Linked DNA regions of Homo sapiens: region 2 is linked to region 1. A link is an interaction called in ENCODE POLR2A ChIA-PET data of the cell type or tissue named here. Cell type or tissue: IMR-90. All regions are shown on one strand.

Region 1 (2,500 bases):
TCCTAGCAGCCTCAGTTTTCCCCTCCCCGCCCTGCTGGTTCAAGCACCACAGCCTGGAATGGGAGAACTGTTGTCCACCGCCCCCTCCCTCCCCGCACCCCGCCTCTGCTGCAGCGGACCCGCTTTAATAATGTCGCTGGAAAGTGACACGCGATTTATTATTAAAGTAATGCGGGCGCAGGGACGGGAAAGGTTTAATAAACGTGCTGAGATGCCGAGGATTATTCACCGCAAATAAATGAGAGCGCGGGCGGCGTTTTAATAAATAATTTCCCGCTGCTCCCGGGGGAAGGCAGGGGAGGGGGAGGGAGGGGGAGGGAGGAGGAGGGGGAGGCTGAGCCGCTGCCAGAACTCCCGGTTTCGCCTGCCCACGGGCTTCCAAGCCATCCCCGCGTTTTGTGTCCTAGGTTGCTCACACCCGAGATGTGAGGTTCCAGGAGCGCCGACCCAGAGTTGCCAGGCCTGAAGGCGGGAGAGGCTCAGTCGCACCCTACATTTCCCACCTCCAAGATTTTAAGTATAGTTCGCTTGAAATCCCTGGAATGCGCTTTCTTCTGGCTCCTACCCGGAGATCCGGAGTCCGGACAAACCGGGGCAGGAAGGGTCCGTCGGACCAGCTCCTCCCAAGCCGAGGCTTCCAGGTCTCGGCCGGGCTCTTCTCCCTGCTTTTAGCTGAGCCGGGCTGGGCGTACCTCTCTCCTCCATCTAGAGCAGGGTGTGAAGAGGAAGCCAGAGGGGGCTGTCTGAAAATGACCCTGACCCCCTCCTCGGGCTGTCGTGAGGAGGAGGGCCGCTTCGCCCGGCTGCTCGTCACCGCGAAGGCTCCAAAGAAGTGTTGCGCAGCCGTGCTGGTATAACTGAGGGTGTCCTGGCGAAGCCCAGCCCCTGGCGCCCTGGTGACCGGGGGGGTCGATGTGCGGACTGGGCAGAACTGGAGCCCGAAGCTGGAGAGCGCCCCTCAAAAAGAAGCCTGGAAGCCCGAGAGATGAACCCGACTCAGAGAGGGCCAAGACTGCAGACCTTGGGGACCGAGGACACCCTCACCACGCTGGTGGGGGCTGGGGGGATGGCGCGGGCGGTGGCGTGCGGGGAAGCGCCTGGGGAACACCTGGCTCTGCAAGTTTTGTGCCTTAGCGGAAAGAGGCGACATCTCTGGCAAGTTGGGAGTACAGGAAGTAGCGAAGGAGTGCCATCTGGTGGATCCTTCTGGTAGTGACACTCAGACCTGGGCCAGGGGCCTTGAGACAATTTACTTGACTGGAAAAATCTGAATAAAAAAAAGATGCTTCAATTTGTATTCATTTAATGTATATGAATGTGCACATGTATGTGTAGCATATATTAGTATGATATCTATATGTAAAATATAGTAGTTATGTGTGCATTGTATGTATACATGTATACATCTAATTTCATATGTATGTATGTGGATATATTATACATGAAGTTTTTTTTGAGATGGAATCTCACTCTGTCGCCCAGGCTGGATTGCAGTTGTGCTATCTCAGCTCACTGCAGCCGGGTTCAAGCGATTCTCCTGCCTCAGCCTCCCAAGTAGCTGGGATTACAGGCGTACACCACCATGCCCAGCTAATTTTTTGTATTTTTAGTAGAGACGAGGTTTCACCATGTTGGCCAGGCTGGTCTTGAACTCCTGATCTCCAGTGATCTGCCTGCCTCGGCCTCCCAAAGTGCTGGGATTACAGGCGTGAGCCACCATGCCTGGCCTACATGTAGGTTTTGTATGTATGTATGTGTGTGCAAAAGTCCTCAACCCTGGGGAAAAAAAGAGGCCCTGAAGAAAGGGGAAAAAGGCAGTGAAGGGGCAGAAACCCTGGTAGTCCAGCAAGGGAGGGTGAGAAGGAAGGGGGGAGGTATGAGTATTACTATAGACCAAGGGTTGGGGTGGCACCTGGAGACTCCTGGACTTGACTGCAACTGTATGTATTGTTATATGTATATGTATAGACATTTATTTTCAAGTATATATTCCATTATGTATCATTCTTTCTTTCTTTCTTTCTTTTTTTAGAGACAGGATCTTGCTCTGTCACCCAGGCTGGAATACAGTAGCACTTTCATAGCTCACTGCAGCCCCAAACTCCTGGGCTCAAGTGATCCTCCTGCCTCAGTCTCCTGAGTAGCTGGGAATTACAAGCATGAGCCATGATGCCTGGCTGTGTCATATTCTTTCTACAAATACTTGTTATGTACCAGCACTGGGGCTACATCATGGGAAAAAAATTGCCTGTAACCCAAGCACTTGGGAGGCTGAGGTAGGAGGATTGCTTGAGCCCAGGAGTTCGAGACCAGACTGAGTAATATAGTGAAGCCCCATCTCTACAAAAAAAAAATTTTTTTTAATTTGTTGGGTGTGATGGCGCACACCTGCAATCCTAGCTACTCCGGCAGCTAAGGAAGGTGGATTGCCTGAGCCAGGAGTTCAAGGCTGCCAGTAAGCTATGATTGCACCACTCCAGCCTGGGTGACAGAGCCTTAA
Region 2 (2,500 bases), 1.1 Mb after region 1:
TACTTGGGAGGCTGGGGCAGAAGGGTCGCTTGAACCCGGGAGGCAGAAGTTGCAGTGAGCCAAGATCATGCCACTGTACTCCAGCCTGGGTGACAAGAGCGAAAATCTGTGTCAGAAAATAATAATAATAATAATAAAATAGTAATGGCTCCCTCCGCCATTCCTCCTAGGGGAAAAATGGCCCCAACTAGTCTAAGGCAGGGGGTAGACAGCACGGTCCATTTGTGTGTTTTCCTTTGTGTGTTTTCCTACATGAGTTTATTAGTTTAATAATTCCTTTATTAAGCTTTCATCAAATTACCCAGTTTGACCGTGCTGTCTATTTCCTGCCTTAGACTAGGATGGAGAGAGAGCACTAAATCTATGTGGAGGTAGAGCCTTGAGGTTTTGGTAGTTTGGATGGTTTGGCAAACTTGGCCCCTGGCTCTCAGAAAAGTTCTCATAAACTGGGGGAGACAAGACACATAGCTTAGAAAAAACACAAGATTCACACTCATAGCAAGTAATCATAGTGAAGTCCAGTATAGGCTCAATTTGCAAAGTGGCTGATAGCAGGTACTTAATGCACTAATTCGTCTGTTTTCCTATGTTGGGGACAGAATTGACTCTTCTTCAAGTATGAGAGAGGTTGGAAGTGTTTGGCTAGTTTCCACAGAAGACTCAGAATACTCAAGTGTCCCGAGAAACAGTGGAAATAGAGGTTCTTGGAAATGATCCCAGAAAACAGGTCTAATCAACTGGGTGAAGTGTCAGGATCCAGACAGTGACTTATAATGGCTCAACCTCCAAACCAGTGATCCTGAGATAAATGGGAACACCCAGCTGTGGATGTGTGCCGACTTCAGGGTTTTTGAAGCAATACCCTGTTACATCCATCAGCTGTCCTCCTGAACCTGTTCCCTCCCTGAAGCCACGTATGGAGCAAAAAGAGTATATTTCTCCATTACAGGCCCTGCCTCACTTATCTCCTCCATACTACTTCCCCACTTTCCTTGTTTTCCCCAAAGGCCTCTCTCCCACTCTGGCTCTCCCAGCTACACATATCAAACCTACATCTCTGCCAGGAGGCAGGGTGTCTGTGGTAGAGGAGTGACCCACACATTTGAGATTTTCCCGGGTCACACTGGAAACCCTGGATTCCTGCCTGGTTTATTTCCCTTGGATTCAATCCATAAAACCCTGATTGGTGTGTAACTCCCATAACATGATCCTTATCTCTTGGGCCCAGGACCCATCATCTGAGGCCTGCCAGCTGTTTCAGCCCAGGCTTTCATGCCAAGCTCTCGAATGGATGTGGCCAGTAAAATACAGTCTCCTTTTTTTTTTTTTATTTAAAGGCAAAACTCAATAAATGTTAGCTATTATTATTATTACTAGATTTAAAAAGTACCAATATGCTCATATAATAAATACGAGCTGGGCATGGTGGCTCACGCCTGTAATCCCAGCACTTTGGGAGGCCGAGGCAGGCGGATCACCTGGTCGGGAGTTCGAGACCAGCCTGACCAACATGGAGAAACCCCGTCTCTACTAAAAATAGAAAATTAGCCGGGCATGGTGGCGCATGCATGTAGTCCCAGCTACTCAGGAGGCTGAGACAGGAGAATCGCTTGAACCTGGGAGGCGTAAGTTGCAGTGAGCTGAGATCGCACCATTGCACTCCAGCCTGGGTGAAAAGAGTGAAACTCTGTCTCAAAAGTAAATAAATAAGTATGACCCACTTCACCAAATTTGAGTCTAAAAGGATGGTCACATTTCTCCTCTCTCTTTTTTTTGAGATGGAGTCTCGCTGTGTCACCCAGGCTGGAATACAGTGGTGCAGTCTCGGCTCACTGCAACCTCTGCTTCTTAGGTTCAAACGATTCTCCTGCCTCAGCCTCCTGAGTAGCTGGGATTACAGGCACGCACCACCACGCTCAGCTAATTTTTTTGTATTTTTAGTAGAGATGGGTTTTCAGCATGTTGGTCAAGCTGGTCTTGAACTCCTGACCTGATGATCTGCCTGCCTTGGCCTCCCAAAGTGCTGGGATTACAGGCGTGAGCCACTGCACCTGACCTCTCCTCTCTCTTTTTAAAAAATTCAAAGTTCAGTTTATTTTTATACCTGTTTTACTTTATTTATTCCTTACATAAGTAATATGTGCACCCAGAAAAATTCTAAGAAAGTCAAAAGGCCTGCCACTTTTCCCAACCCCCAAGTTTCCCTCTCCACAGATGCCCCTCTTACCAACTTCTTCCATGGACTTGAAGAGAGTCTATGCAATTACAGACACTGATATGTTTTTCCTTGTACAAATACAAGTTATATATTTTGGAGAGTGTCAATTCTTATTGAGTTGCCTAATTCTTCCCTTTAATTACTCCCAAACCTATTGAGGTATGTGTGTACTATCCTTTTTTTTCCTTTCTTTCTTTTTTCTCTTTTTTTGAGACAGAGTCTCACTGTGTCACCCAGGCTGGAGTGCAGTGGCATGATCTTGGCTCACTGCAGCCTTGACCT

What was found. Peaks named below come from ENCODE experiments on the same cell type or tissue, not always from the same donor. Only the 100,000 strongest peaks of a DNase experiment are listed, where the experiment ranks them.
Region 2: POLR2A ChIA-PET joins it to region 1 with 5 read pairs; 2 of 35 experiments call an interaction of 5 or more read pairs at or near these places.

What each region holds. Positions count from the first base shown.
Region 1 is chr10:101,066,841-101,069,340 of GRCh38, forward strand. KAZALD1 (Kazal type serine peptidase inhibitor domain 1) reads left to right here. Exons shown (of 5, transcript NM_030929.5): 5 at 1-219. Among named protein-coding and RNA genes, the nearest start is that of KAZALD1, 6.1 kb to the left of the region's middle. RefSeq lists a silencer at 1,090-1,189. In IMR-90, a CTCF peak has its summit at 1,200 (motif pointing left); a DNase peak (open chromatin) is centred at 1,171; H3K4me3 peaks cover 1,121 bases; H3K27ac peaks cover 776 bases.
Region 2 is chr10:102,207,724-102,210,223 of GRCh38, forward strand. No RefSeq gene overlaps it. Among named protein-coding and RNA genes, the nearest start is that of ELOVL3, 17 kb to the right of the region's middle. In IMR-90, no CTCF peak of the experiment used is centred here; no DNase peak of the experiment used is centred here.